Regions from separate parts of the Homo sapiens genome. Here region 2 is linked to region 1. Evidence: read pairs that join two places in POLR2A ChIA-PET (ENCODE). Cell type or tissue: PC-9. All regions are shown on one strand.

Evidence for each region. ChIA-PET counts read pairs that join two places held together with the same protein. Peaks named below come from ENCODE experiments on the same cell type or tissue, not always from the same donor. Only the 100,000 strongest peaks of a DNase experiment are listed, where the experiment ranks them.
Region 2: POLR2A ChIA-PET joins it to region 1 with 5 read pairs; 1 of 35 experiments calls an interaction of 5 or more read pairs at or near these places.

Annotation. Positions count from the first base shown.
Region 1 is chr1:44,528,177-44,536,176 of GRCh38, reverse strand. The region is part of intron 2 of RNF220 (ring finger protein 220); the gene reads right to left. Among named protein-coding and RNA genes, the nearest start is that of MIR5584, 13 kb to the left of the region's middle. In PC-9, no CTCF peak of the experiment used is centred here; a DNase peak (open chromatin) is centred at 3,926; H3K27ac peaks cover 2,143 bases.
Region 2 is chr1:45,868,469-45,876,468 of GRCh38, reverse strand. All of the region lies in intron 3 of MAST2 (microtubule associated serine/threonine kinase 2), which reads right to left. LOC105378694 (a long non-coding RNA gene) reads left to right here. Exons shown (of 5, transcript XR_001738038.2): 4 at 1,716-1,830. Among named protein-coding and RNA genes, the nearest start is that of MAST2, 69 kb to the right of the region's middle. In PC-9, no CTCF peak of the experiment used is centred here; DNase peaks (open chromatin) are centred at 4,118 and 5,768; H3K27ac peaks cover 3,876 bases.

The DNA.
Region 1 (8,000 bases):
AAGCTCTGACTTTCCCAGACAGCCTGTAGGGCCCAAGTCACACCTCCTAAGGTCACCCTACTCCATCATCACCAGCGAATGCAGGAAGGCCCTGGAATTGGGAAGTAGAGAAGACCCCTTTCTCAGTTTTACTCTATTAGATTAGAAAAGAGCACCCTTGCTTAATAGCGAGTTGGGATGAGGTTTCAGGGCCCTGTTACACTTCATCCTTTCTCACCGCTCCCCAGGCTGAAGGAAAATTTGCAGAGTTCTCATATATTCTAGGAAGGCCTCTTGAACTGCCTGGACCCACAGCACGTAGCCAGCTCCCAGCAGCCTCACTGTTGGGAATGGGCCACAGGTTTGAAGAAGCCAATTCTTCAAAGGTCTGCTCGCTGACCAGAAGTCCCAGCCAGGCCCCATACAATCTCCCAGACCTCTACTAAGTAGACATCAGCTTCAGTAGTCACCCAGGAGCTGCGCAGAAGGATGGCGGGTCAGTCCCACTTTGCCTGTGCTGTGCTGGTGTATCGAAGGACTGATGTGGGTATTAGGAAATACACATTAACTTCAAAGACTAACATGAACAGCCACATTTCCTTTAGAGATCCATAGTGGATGTGCTAATTCACAAACTAAATTCAAATTGTGAACACATCTGGCCTGGGCTCTGGGCTCCTCTCAAAGAACCCTAATAGTAAACAAGGCAAGGAACATCAGTGGGAGTTCTCACAAATTTCTCAGAAGAAGCTGCCTCCTGGCCGGGCACGGTGGCTCATGCCTGTAATCGCAGCACTTTGGGAGGCCAAGGTGGGCGGATCACAAGGTCAGGAGTTCGAGACCAGCCTGGCCAATATGGTGAAACCCCGTTTCTACTAAAAATACAAAAATCAGCTGGGCATGGTGACATGTGCCTATAATCCCAGCCACTTGGGAGGGTGAGACAGGAGAATCGCTGAACCCAGGGAGGCAGAGGTTGCGGTGAGCTGAAATCGTGCCACTGCACTCCAGCCTGGGTGACCGAGTGAGACTCTGTCTCAAAAAAAAAAAAAAAAAAAAAAAGAAGAAGCTGCCTCCTGAAGCCCCTCCTCACACAGAAGGAAATGTAATGAAGTTGTTCCCCCAGTTCCCAGCCCCTACCCCCGATGAAGCCAGAAAGCTTTACTCCTCCTACGGAGATTAGCAGTAACTTGCTCCCTGGTCACAACGAGTCTGGACAACTCAATAGCTCCCCCTTTCCCGCTCTAAATAGCATCTCCACTTGAAGAGCTTAAAAACATTTAGTAAATTTCTGTTCCAGGTATGTTCTTTGTTGTTTTAGTTCTCTCCAATCTTTAAATGTCTGTCCGTATCAGATAACAAATGACTAGAGACGTAATGATTTGACTATTTTCTAATGGGTGTGCTTTGATGTATCACAGACTTGAGGTTAACGAACTGGAGGATCACCTTTCTCTTCCATATACAATTCTAGGTTTCATAATTCGGCTATTATGATGGCAACCATGATGATGATGATGGCAGTGATGATAAAGGAATGACCACCTCATTCTGATACTTGATAATCCCCAAATCTAAGGAAAGAACAATGGGCTGAAAGGCCATTAACATCTCCAAACCAGATTAAATGCCAATGCTTTGTCAAAGTCCAGCAGTGAAGAAGTGATATTTGGTATTTAGATGCAATCGTAATTTGAATTGACTAAAGAATCAAGTTCAGGGAGAAGGGAGGGATAGCATTAGGAGATATACCTAATGCTAAATGACGAGTTAACGGGTGCAGCACACCAACATGGCACATGTATACATATGTAACAAACCTGCACACTGTGCGCATGTACCCTAAAACTTAAAGTATAATAATAATAAAATTAAAAATAATAATAATAATAGAAATGTAAAAAAAAAATCAAGCTCAGGCCAGGTGCAATGGCTCACACCTGTAATCCCAACACTTTGGGAGGCTGAGGCGGGAGGATTGCTTGAGCGCAGGAGTTCGAGACCAGCCTGGCCAACATAGCGAAACCCAACCTCCATGCACAAAAAGTAAACAAAATTAGCCAAGCATGGTGGCACATACCTGTAATCCCAGCTACTCAGTTGGCTAAGGCACAAGAATCACTTGGACCCGGGAGGCCAAGGTATAGTAAGTTGAGATTGTGCCACTGCACTCTAGCCTGGGCAACAGAGCAAGAGTCTGTCTCAATAAAAATAATCAAGTTCAGACTCTTCAGCTGATCTTCCATGAAGTGGCACCCACCTCCTTCTTCGGGCTCATCTCCTAGGCCCTACCTCTATGTCCTTGCAATGCTGACTTGGGTCAAATTCCCCCTAAAAATGGATGCTTTCTTTTACCTCTCTGCTTTTGCTCATTCTGATCCCTCTACTTAGAATGCTTATCCACTTTTTTCCAGTGCCAACTCCTCCTAACTTGGGTCAGGTGCTATCTCCTGCAGAAGCCTTTTCTGACAGTCCATCCCTTGTCTGATCTAGGTGACCCTTCATGTGCTGGAAGCACCCTGTACTTCTATCTCATGTCAATCAATAGCTTTTGAACCTCTTCAGGGCAGGTGTCTTATTCTTTGTGGTCCCTGCAACTCAGTATGAAGTACTGGCCGAAAGCAAGTACTTAATACATGTTTCTATCTATTCCATAGTTTGGGAGAACCAACCTGGACTAAAACTTTATTTCTTTTTCTTTTATTTTTTCTGAGACGGGGTCTCACTCTGTTGCCCAGGCTGGAGTTCAGTGGTGCCATCAGGGCTCACTGCAGCCCTCCTAGGCTCAAGCAATCCTCCTGCCTCAGCCTCCCAAGTAGCTAGGACTACAGGCATGCACCACTATGCTCAGCTCATTTTTCTGATATTTTTTAGAGATGAGGTCTCACTATGTTGCCCAGGCTGATCTCAAACTCCTGGGCTCAAGTGACCCTCCCACTTTGGTCTCCCAAAGTGCTGGGATTACAGGCGTGAGCCACCATGCCCAGCCTGGACTTAAAGCTTTAAACTCACACCAGTATGCTGACCTAGAGCCTTCAGCAGACTTTCGTTTACTCTCCCCTTTAGGACTCAAAGCTGGGCAGTTCTTTCCAAGACCAAAGAGAGGGGGCAAACCCTCATGTCTGTGACATTGGAAGTCCACCATTTTATTGCCATCTATTTCCTCCTTCCTTTTAGTCTGGTCTTTAAAGGTGCAAGCAGGGACTGACCAGGTCCAGGGACTCAGTGGCTCAATCCTACAGAGCAACGCAGCTGCACCGACTTCCCCTAGGGAGCTGGAGCTCCCCTCTTCCTCCCCTGCTGTGACAAGAAGGTCTTCAGGGGCAGGACCATTCAGCAGAAAGCCTCAGTATACCCTTCTGCTTTGAGCTGTTCCCATTTGCAGGAGACACAGGTGGATAGCAAATAGATGACTGGTGTTTTTCATAAGATTGCTGTGGGGCTTAACGGAGATAATGAAGGCAATGCTCCTATCACTGCATCAGTCATACAACAAGCACTCAAGTCCTACTGTTCTGCTCCTCCTTCCCCTTTGAAAGGCACACTGTTATAATTCAAACAAAACAGAACAAAGCAAGGCTTTGAAGTCATAAAACAATTCGGCCTCTTATAAGCTATTCAACTTTGCAAAAGTTGCTTCCCTTTCTTAACTTCAGCTTTCCCACCTGCAAAATGAGCTCATAATGCTCACCCACAGTTTTAATAAGGAATAAACCACGTGATAAAAGATGCCAAAATACACATATGTCTGAAGTGTCCACCTCTGGTATATAGTGGGGACTCAATAAATAGTAGAAGTAAGGATAACAATAAATGTAAGAGTCTGAATTTCTATCTAAAAAAACAGCATAAGGACAGGATGAAAGAGACATGACTCAGCAATGAGACAAGGTAGGGGTTTTAGTTGATAAGGTCAGTATGAGTCAGCAGCTAATGTGACTTCCAGCCGCATTCATAAAGTGGTGACAGGCTCACCCTGCTGTGTCCTGGTTTGGCCACCTTGGACAGGGCAGGTCTGGGCACCATTCTTTGTGAGCTCAAAATAATAATAAATGTATGTGAAGGCCCGTTGTAAACCATAAAGAGCGTACATATGTAAAACATCATTATGAATCATCAGCAGTAGAGTATTAATTGAGAGAGAGGTCATCTGCACTGACTTTAGAGGGATAAAGCAGTACAGTAGAAGGGGGAGTGAGACTCAGCACCTTAGAAAAAAGGGGGGCAGAAAGAGGAGGCTTAGAGAGGGGTGACACAGGCAGAGGAAGCTGATTCTTGTATGTCCCCTATGAGCCAAACCAAGAACAGTTGGTGAAAGTTAAAGCTAGTTTAGGCTCATTTTAAGAAAGTATTTTCTAACAATCAGAGTACTGCTTTGAAGAATAATGAGCTCCCCCTCATAAGAGGTATTCAAGCAGTGATTGGATGATAATTGGTCCTAATGGAGGGAATTCAAACATGGAAGAAGAGACCAGATCATCTTGAAGGGCTCTTCTGACCCCAAAGTGTCATGGCTTTGGGGGCTGTCTTTCTCCTGTTCTCTCTCATCACAGGGGAAGGGAAAAGTCAGAAATCTTCAATTTAATAACTGATCTGATATTCCTCAAACACCCACTACCTGCCAGGCATTGTGCTAGCTGCTGAGAAAATAAGCAAAAATAAGGAAAAGACTTTGGCCTCTGTGCTCTTACAGTCTAATGGGGTTAACTGGCAAAGAGCTTTGGACACACATCAGAGAGAGCAACTAAATGCTTGGAACGGAGTGAGTCCACCAGGGAGATGATACTGGAGCTGAGTTTTGAATAAATAATCTTCCTAGATGGAAAAGGGAAATAACAGGACAACAGGTAGAAAGGACAAGACCTGCAAAGCCATGGAATCATGGAAAAGCAGACAAAGTTTAGGGGAAGATGAGCTGCATGAGAAATGGGACAGAAGAAATAGTTTGGGCTGGATTGTGAAGCACTTAGTGAAACTTCTGGAGGACCCCGGATTTACCTTGAGGATTACAGGAAGCAAGGGAGGAATCTACAAAGAGCAGCCCAGTCACACCTGTGTTTTAAAAGGGTTTGGATCATAATTCTGAAAGACACAATCCTGAATGCCATAATTCTAAATGTTGACATCCCAAAAGATCAAAATCCCTAAACGTAAATCTCTAATGTCCAAAATCTCCAAGATCACAATCACAGGTTAGTTTTCTTTCATTATTTTATTTTATTTTATTATTTATTTAAGACGGAGTCTCACCCTGTCACCCAGGCTGGAGTGCAATGGCGCAATCTCGGCTCACTGCAACCTCTGCCTCCTGGGTTCAAATGATTCTCCTGCCTCAGCTTCCCAAATAGCTGGGATTACAGGAGTGCACCACCATGCCTGGCTAATTTTGTATTTTTAGTAGAGACAGGGTTTTACCACGTTGGTCAGGCTGGTCTTGAACTCCTGACCTCATGATCTGCCCACCTAGACTCCCAAAGTGCTGGGATTACAGGAGTGAGCCACTGTGCGTGACCAGTTCTTTCACTATTTTAAATTGTCAGCATTATTTGCTATAATTTGCTGTGCTACGTATTTCATCTTTGCATCATTTCCAATACTGGAGGTATAAATTGTGTAGAGACTTTTAAGAGAGTTGTAATTCTTTTTATGCTTTTTTTTTTTTTTTTGCAGATTTGACTCCATGAAAGTGCATTATCACAATGTTGATTTTGTGTATCAGCATTGCGCATCTACGTAAAAATGTTGAAACTTCCTCAGTAAATGACGAGATGTCCTTTTTGTACATCTGCATTTGTGAAAGACAAAATTTCTTGAGATCTCTGCTCTTTGGGTGACTGCATATGTGGTGGTGACCCACAGTGGTAACCCATTGTAGTTTTTGCTCCATCTTGTCAAAAGACTTAGGTTGTTCATCATGGTATTTCAGATAACCACAATTATAAAGCTGATGGCACACAATTACCAACTATAGTGAAATGTGTTTATACATTTCCCTCTTTGACCTATTTCTTTATGAATATGGTTCGTCTGATCATAAATGCTATACTCATGCAACTTTTGTTAGTATACCTAAACGTTTATACTCACAAAAAAAGTATGTTGTTGCTTATTTTTTATTATTTAATTTTAATTTTTTTTTTTTTGAGATAAGAGTCTCACTCTGTCACCCAGGCTGGAGTGCAGTGGCACGATCTTGGCTTACTGCAACCTCCACCTCCCTGGTTCAAGCGATTCTCCTGCCTCAGCCTCCCAAATAGCTGGGAGTAGAGGCGCCCACCACCATGCCCTGCTAATTTTTTTTGTATTTTTAGTAGAGATGGGGTTTTGCCATATTGCCAAGGCTGATCTCGAACTCCTGAGCTCAGGCAATCCGCCCACCTTGGCCTCCCAAAATGCTGGGATTATAGCACTATTACCAGCCTATTGTTGCTTATTTTATTGTGTAAAGTGGCCTATGAAGTGTTCTGTCGTGCTTTTATGTTTTTCAAATAAATCTCCTTTTTAAAATATAAATAAATATCTGGCCAGGCATGGTGGCTCACGCCTGTAATCCCAGCACTTTGGGAGGCCCAGGCAGGTGGATTACTTGAGGCCAGGAGTTCGAGACCAGCCTGGACAACATAGTGAGACTCCATCTCTACTAGAAAATACAAAAAGTAACTGGGTGTGGTGGCACTTGCCTGTAGTTCCAGCTACTCGAGTGGCTGAGGCAGGAGAATCACTGGAACCTGGGAGGTGGAGGCTGCAGTGAGCCAGGATCGTGCCACTGCAGCACTCCATCCTGGGTGACATAGCGAGACTCTGTCTAAAAATATGTGTGTGTGTGTGTTTGTGTGTGTGTGTGTGTGTAATTCCTTTTTTTTTTCCCATGCATAGTTTTACTTAACATTATTTTAGGATCTCTGCTGAAATATTCTTCAAATATATGTTTTTAAATGGCTGAACAATATTTTATCATATGATTATACTATAACTTATTTAACCATTTTATTGTTGTGGAACATTAGGTTGTTCTCAGATTTTCTCTGCTATAAATAATACTGAAATGATGATCCTTATGCATAAATCTTTGACCACATATCTAATTATTTTCTTAGAATAAATTCCAAGAAGGGAATTACTAAAATAAAGGATATGAATATTTTAAGGATTTTGCTACACATTACAAAATTGCTTCTAGAAAGGTTATACAAATGTATGCTTTTACCAATAGTATATAAGAATGTCTGCCTAACTCTACCCTTATTAGCATTGAACTTTATAATTTTAAAAGTTGCCAATTCTGGCCAAACGTGGTGGCTCATGCCTGTAATCCCAGCACTTTGGGAGGCTGAGGTGGGTGGATCGCCTGAGGTCAGGAGTTAAAGACCAGCCTGACAAGCATGGTGAAACCCCATCTCTACTAAAAATACAAAATTAGCCAGGTGTGGTGGCACATGCCTGTAATCCCAGCTACTTGGGAGGCTGAGGCAGGAGAATCACTTAAACCTGGGAGGTGGAGGTTGCAGTAAGCCAAAATTGTGCCATTGCACTCCAGCTTGGGCAATAGAGTGAGATTCTGTCTCAAAAAAAAAAAAAAAAAAGTTGCCAATTTGCAGGGCCGGGCGCAGTGGCTTACGCCTGTAATCCCAGCACTTTGGGAGGCCGAGGTGTGTGGATCACAAGGTCAAGAGATTGAGACCATCCTGGCTAACACGGTGAAACCCCATCTCTACTAAAAATACAAAAAATTAGCCAGGTGTGGCAGCGTGTGCCTGTAGTCCCAGCTGCTGGGGAGGCTGAGGCAGGAGAATGGCATGAACCTGGGAGACGGAGCTTGCAGTGAGCCGAGATAGCGCCACTGGACTCCAGCCTGGGTGACAGAGTGAGACTCCGTCTCAAAAAAAAAAAAAAGTTGCCAATTTGTATCGGCAAAATATCACCTCATTTAATTTACATGAACTATATTAATATGAAGGTTCATATTTCTTTTATTAACTGGTTGTTCATTACTTAGTCCATTTTATATTGAGCTATTAGTG
Region 2 (8,000 bases), 1.3 Mb before region 1:
TGATCTACTCATTATCTCTTGACTCTTCATGTTCTTAATGATCTTCCTGATTAGCATTCTGAACACATTCAAGTCTATTCCAGCTTCAGATAAGGAAATAAATTCCCTTAATAACTACACATCCCTCTTCAAATACTGCCTTATCAATTTTATTTCCCTTCACAACCACACTTCTTGAATGAGTTATCTACATCCAATGTCTCTAATTTCTCACTTCCTACTCATTCTTCAACACTCTATAAATATCCCTAGACCTTACCAGCCCATTTAAACCATTCTTGGCACACTGCCAATGTAATGTATAACGCCAGGGTAATGAAGCTTCACTGCATTTTTAGTCCACCTATCTTTTTTGGCTCCACTGCTCAACAGCACCTGATAGTATCATTCACTCTTCTGTCCTGGAAGACTTTTCTTGCCATGAAGCCACATTCTCTTGTTTTTCCTCTTATCCCCGCAAACACACCATTTAAACATCTTTGCAGGCTCATCCTTCATCACCTTAGACCCTTAAATGGGGACTGTCCTTTTAGTTCTGCTTGTACACTCTCCTTTCTCTATATATTTTACAATCTCAAATTTGTATCTCTATCCCAGATCTTTTTGCTGACCTCTATAGTTGTACATACAACTACCTTGTCCTTAATATGTCTAAAACTCAGCTGATCTTTCTACTCAGTCTCGCTCCTTCTCTGTTCTCTATTTTGATGATGGTACCACCAAACCCAGGGTCATTCTTCATTTTTCACTTTCTCTCACTCTCTACATCCATTATTCATCAAGCTCGGCCAATTCTACTTCCAAAATATCTATCTTTAATCTGTCAATTCACTTCTACTTCCCCGGGCACAAGCCACCATCATCCTATAACATCCTCCTAATTGGTCTCCCTTTCATTCAGTTTTGTCCCCCTTGATTAATGTTATATCAATGTAAATATCATATATAGTACCTGTTTTCTGAGTGATAACTGTGGGTATAATGAAATAAATACTGAAGTCAAAAATAACTTTTTATTTTTTTGAGATGAAGTCTCGTTCTGTCACCCAGGCTGGAGTGCAGTGGCGCGATCTTGGCTCACTGCAACCTCCGTCTCCCAGGTTCAAGCGATTCTCCTGCCTCAGCCTCCCAAGTAGCTGGGATTACAGGCATGCGCCACCACGTCCGGCTAATTTTTGTATTTTTAGTAGAGACAGGGTTTCCCCATGTTGGTAAGGCTGGTCTCGAACTCCTGACCCCAGGTGATCCACCTACCTCGGTCGCCCAAAGTGCTGGGATTACAGGCGTGAGCCACCGTGCCCGGCCAAAAATAACTTTTTTAAATGTGTCCTTTCTCTCTTATAATTCTGCAATGGATAAAGTCTAAAATCCTTTCTGTAGTCTACAGGGCACTACTTGGCTCTGACTGCCTCCCTCCTCAGTATCATTTGCATAATTCTCCAGTCTTATTGGAGTTTTGGACTCAGACTTGCCATGCTTTCTTTCACCTTCAGGTCTTCACACTTACTGTTCTCCTGGTCTGGATTACTTTTCTTTATCTCTTTTTATACATTCCTGGACTTCAGCTTAAACTTCGTTTCCTCTGGCAAGTTTTTCTACAGTTTCCCCAGCCTCCTTCCATATATTATCCAAATATTCCTTTAATTCCTCAATCATACCTACTTCACTGGTTACTATAATTATTTGCTAAATTATCTGTTTTCTTTGACTGTTAGCTCCAGGAGAGTAGGAATTAGTCTTGCTCTCAAGGACATTCCTGGCACCCAGCAGAATACCTAGCCTAGTAGGCAACAAATGAATACTGGATGAATAAATCTATGAATCCATCAAGTAAGTAAATGGTTCATACTATTATTGTTATCATCATTATAAGGCAATTATAAGACAATAGGGTCCTGCCTACCAGTTTGGAGTTGCATTGATGAAAACTATCAATTGCAATAATTTCAGCAAGAAGCTTTACTAGGGGAAGAATATGCTCTATTATCACATATTATTTACTGACAGTCTCCTGGCTGGTAGTTACTCCATGGAGAGTCGGAATGCTTTAAGAAGAGAAAAATATTACCGAGGAAGAAAATCTATGTTAATATCATTTACTATCTAGTCTTAAAAGGAACATTATCTCCTGACCTCGTGATCCACTTGCCTCCGCCTCCCAAAGCGCTGGGATTATAGGCGTGAGCCACCATGCCTGGTCAAGAACACAAAATTTAAAGTTTGGAAAACTAGGCTTCTGTCGTGGCTCAAAAACATGTAACTGTGTGACCTGGGATTCCATCTACCTCAAAGGCTTAGATACAGCAGTTGTAAAAGTCAAATAAAGTAACGTACATGAAAATACTTTAGACCAGTCACAGTGGCTCACACCTGTAATCCCAGCACTTTGGGATGCCGAGGCGAGAGGATTGCTTGAGCTCAGGAGTTCGAGACCAGACTGGGCAACATGGTGAAACCCCATCTCTACAAAAACTACAAAAAATAGCTGGGCATATTGGCATGTGCCAGCAGTCCCAGCTACTCAGGGGGCTGAGGTGGGAAGATCACTTGAGCTTGGGAGGCAGAGGCTGCAGTAAGCCAAGATCACACCACTGCACTCCAGCCTGGGCAACAGAGAGAGATTCTGTCTCAAGAAGAAAAAACAAAAACAAACAAACAAAAACCTTTATTCTATAAATAATGTGTTATTCTCATTTGAGTTTGATGAACAGCTTGATGATATTAACAGGATATTTCTACATGGTATAAAGAAACTAGGACTCAGAAAAATATGTGAATGCAATTCTGCTACTTACTTCCTTATAAAATCTTGGTCAGTCATTAAACCTTTCTAAACCTCATTATTCTTACCTGTTCACCTGAGATAAAAATACCTACTCTGCCTTTCTCACAAAAGTTATTCCTAGGCTTGAATTTTTAAAATAAACTTAAAAGTTTAAAGTAAGACACTTTGGATTAATAATAAGAAATTGACCAGGTGTGGTGGCTCACACCTGTAATCCCAGCACTTTGGGAGGCTGAGGCAGGAGGATCCCTTGAGCTCAGGAGTTCAAGACCAGCCTGAGCAACACAGTGAGACCTCGTCTCTAATAATAAAGCTCAAAAAAAATTAGCCAGGAGTGGTGGTGCACGCCTGTAGTCCCAACTATTCAGGGGACCGAGGTGGGAGGATCGCTTGAGACCAGAGGTGAAGGTTGCAGTGAGCCAAGATCATGCTACTGGACTCCAGCCTGGGTGACAGAGCAAGACCCTGTCTCAAAAAAGAGAAAAAAAAAAAAATAGGAAGAAGAAACTGCATTTTTCTAATCTAACCCACCAGTAGCGAAGCTCTAAAGCTAAGTGATAAGATGCTATTCTCTAAAAACTAACCCCACCCCCAATACTCCATCCCTATCACTCCACCCCAAATATTCAAGGTATATTGTTTTAACAGTCTCCAAAATTTTATTACCATTTGGACCCTCAAATTGATACACTTTGATACTTTCTGCCAATGATGATATTTCCCAAAGAACTTTAAGTAATGTTTGACTATATTGAACAAAATAAAAGATATTAAACTATATTCTGAAGTTACAAAGAAAGTTATACATACTAAATCCTAGAGAAATAACCAGTCACTCTCTTTCATTGTCCACAAAGCAAACTTCTAAAGGTATTAAATAAAACATGAAATGGTGCTATTCATGGCCAGGCGTGGTGGCTCACGCCTGTAATCCAAGCACTTTGGGAGGCCGAGGCTGGTGGACCACCTGAGGTCGGGAGTTTGAGACCAGCCTGACCAACATGGAGAAACCCCGTCTCTTCTAAAAATAAGAAAATTAGCAGGGCGTGGTAGCGCATGCCTGTAATCACAGCTACTCAGGAGGCTGAGGCAGGAGAATCTCTTGAACCCAGCAAGTGGAGGTTGCGGTGAGCCGAGATTGCCCCATTGCACTCCAGCCTGGGAAGCAAGAGCAAAACTCCGTCTCAAAAAAAAAAAAAAACCACGAAATGGTGCTATTCCCACAGATGAGGATTCACTGCCTATATGCACTACTCATTATTCACAATGACTAAAGCCATAAAATATTTCCAAAGAAAAGACAAAGGCCAAGTGTCCAAAGGCAGTAACCGCTACCCCCACAAGTAAATATGCAAGCCAGGAGTCACAAGGCTGGTCCTTGTCCTTTATGTCAACAGTCACCAGCGTGGAGATGACTATGGGTCAAAGCTGTCTATGCCTGAGGCAACTCCCTCCCTGGGACTCAGCCTGGCTCATTTGCTATTGAATTCTCACACTATACGTATATTGATCCCTACTGCAGTAGCAGCACTCTTTCCAGAGAAGGAAATTAACAGACTCTAAGAAACATAACCCAATAATCCACTCCATTGGAAGTGGATAGAGAATTGGGTTTTGGAGACAATAACTTTTCAACTAACATTTAAAATCAACGAGGCAAGGTGCTGTGGCTCACGCCTGTAATCCCAACACTTTGGGAGGCCACGGTGGGAGGATCACTTGAGCCCAGAGTTTGAGACCAGCCTAGGTAACATAGTGAGAACTCAAGAAAAACAAACAAATCAATGATGAAAAAAAGGTATTCTCTGCCACTAAAATATTATATGTCTCTTGATATAACTCATAATTAAACCCACATAATGTAACTAACATAAATAACACTGCTTGGGCTTAGGGTAGGAGTGGTGAACATTCTAGGGCCTACTCAGAATCCACTGCTGATGACAATACCATTGTCAAAGGACAAAATTACAACAGATTTAGTTTAAAGATCAAACTGACTTTCAGTTTAAAGATCAAACTGACTTTTGTTTGCAATTCTGTAACATCTCATTCTTAAAAATAGAATGCGTGTTCTGCTGAGCTAAGCAGAGGGGGCTGGCTTTCTAAGCAGAAAATGGGTTAAGAAAGCACAAACAGGGAACAAAAAGCAGATTATTCATTACAAAGTGACTCTCCTTATAGAGTTAAAACAGAACTTTCTTATCATGCTAGCTCAGGTAAACTGGGTCACCTCTGGTTACAGTGAATTTCATGGTTTTGTTGTTGTTTTTTAAACTGGCCTGTTTCAGTTCAGTTTGATTACATGGCCAAATAAGTTTGGGGGAGGTAATAAGAGACATGGAGTGCTTGTAGTGTTCAGGAGGGGGTTAAAGTTTGAATTTGTTCTAACACACCAGTAGAAATAGAAAAAGAAAATAAGAAAAAAAACTCTACCAATATTTTTAAAGGGTAAAAAAAAAAGGGGACAGTAAGGCATAGAGATGTAGGATATGGAATACAAAAAATAATATGGCACAAACAAGTCCAAATATATCATTAATCATAATAAATGTACACAGACAAACTTTTCATTACAAACAGGACTTTTTTTTTTTTTTTTTAAAGAAAACCTACTGTATGCCATTTGCAAGAGATATACCAAAAGCAAACTGATATGAAAAGGCTGAAATAAAGGGATAGTTGGTTTCTGGAAAAACTAACAACAACAAAAAAAATCTTCCATGAATTTTTGTTGTTGTTATTTTAATTTTTTTTGAGACACGGTCTTGCTGTCACCCAGGCTGGAGTACAGGGGCACAATCATGGCTCACGGCAGCATCGACCTCCTAGGCTCAAACGATCCTCCCACTTTAGCTTCCCAAATAGCTGGAACTACAGGTGTGCACCGCCACGCCTGGCTACTTAAATTTTTTTTTTTTTTAATTTGTACAGACATCTCACCATGTTGCCCAAGCTGGTCTCCAGCTCCTGGGCTCAAGTGATTCACCCACCTGGCACTCTCAAAGTGCTGGGATTATAGGCATGAGCCACTGTACTCGGCATTCCACTGATACTTGATAATGAAAAAAAAGAGTCTTAATACCCAATATTAGAAATACAAAGAGAAACAGAAGAACAAATCAGCAAAGGTTTAAAAGAACAAAAATTTTATATATATATATATATAAACAAATTGATCTCAATAAATAACAAAATAAACAAAATGGACAAACTCTTAAAAACATATACCTTACCAAAACTACCTCAAGATGAAAAGTAGGAAACTTACATTATATACATGAGCATTTTAAAAAACTGAATCATACATTATTCCTGAGTTGGGTTTACCAACAAAATGTGAATGTGGTTATACAATAAAAAATTCACAAATGTTATATACCTCAAATAAATTGAGAAAAAATAAAACAATATCAGATGATACAGAAAGGCATGTCAAACAGGTATACAAAGAATCAAAAGCTGGGCGCAGTAGCTCATGCCTGTAATCCCAGCACTTTGGGAGGCCAAGGTGGGCAGATCACCTCAGGTCAGGAATTCGAGACTAGCCTGGCCAACATGGCAAAAGCCTGTCTCTACTAAAACTACAAAAATTAGCCAGGCATGGTGGCAGGAACCTGTGATCCCAACTACTCAGGAGGCTGAGGCTGGAGAATCGCTTGAACCCAGGAGGCGGAGGTTGCAGTGAGCCAAGATTGCACCATTGCACTCCAGCCTGGGTGACAAGAGCAAAACTCTGTCTCAAAAACAAACAAACAAACAAACAAACAAAAGAATCACAGGAACAGAGATCTTCAAGACTTTAGAAAAAGGAAAGGGAGAGAGCTAAAAAAAGGTGGAGGTCTTTACATTGAGAAACAAATGGTGCAAACTCAAATGCTTTAATAAGCCAGTAAGGTAATATACTGTACTTTATCAAATCTGAAAAACTATCAATTGCAAAAGACACTGTTATTTTTTGTAACAGTAAGAAACATTTTTTAAAATGCAAAACAAAAATAAGCCTGGCCAATTAACGTATAACACACCATCAAGAGTAACACCGCTATTTCAAAGCTGTTATAAAGTAAAAAGATGTGAGCCTTAGAATAGATGAAATTCAGTAAATACATAAAGCAGCAGAGGATAAAACAAAAGGGGACTGATAGAGACTATGTTGGTTGATTTTTCTTTAAATCTCCAAAGGTGGCTAAATAAAATATATCTACAGGAAACAGTCACCAGACCACCAATTTGTGATCTAGATTTACACAGAGAACACCAGAATTTAATTCAGAGGTGATCAAGGGATGTAACTGTAAATCACTGTAAGATTTCTGAATCAAACAGTTCCCTCTACAGAATACATGGCATCTACAGGAATGTATTGTTAACACAGACTCCAGATAGCCAAGGAACTCTAAAGATCTGAGGCTGGACTGATTATCCTTGTCTACAAAGATACTGGAGTTACCCATAATGACTATAATATTTGAAAATTAGGTACTCAGGTTTTAACTGCATGGGGATTATCAGAAGGTTGATAGGTAGAAAAGGAGGATAAAACCACTCAGGAATGGGGGGAATGTCAGAAAAAAATGACTATGAAAAAAACAAACAAAGGTACAAGACTGGTGTAGCTGCAACATAGAATAGGAATACATGAGTCAGGGCAAAGAAGAGGGACAAGAGTGAGATAAATTCCTTAACCTTCAAAGCCATCTAATTTACTGACTTGATGAAAATATCTTAGTGGTACTAAAAACTGAAGAGTACAAACTGAAATGTTTCTTTTATCAAGCTTCCCACAGAAAAGAACAAGGAAATGTAGAACAACAGAAGCAAATAATTAGGTTACATTTTTATCCATGTCATCAGCCTTTTTAAAATGAAATTTCAAGAAGAAATTGAATGTTTGAAATCTACCTGGTTCTTGAAGATTTTGTTTTTAAAGACTAAAAATTAGCTGAATCACATTTTGTAAGATGACCATAATTTATGACAGTCATAATTTGCAAAATAAAAAAAGTCCCAAGGCTTTCTCAATAATAATGCTTCCCAGTATGCATTATGTTGTCATATATCCTCCAAAATAATTAAGTACCCGTAAACAATGACACTCTAAGTACTCTCGTTTTTGAACAGCAAAGGCAAAAAGCAAGCAGGGGGTTGGGGGGGGTGCATAAAAATACTATACAATTTAGTTTTTGCCTGAAGGCAATAATTTTATCAGCAC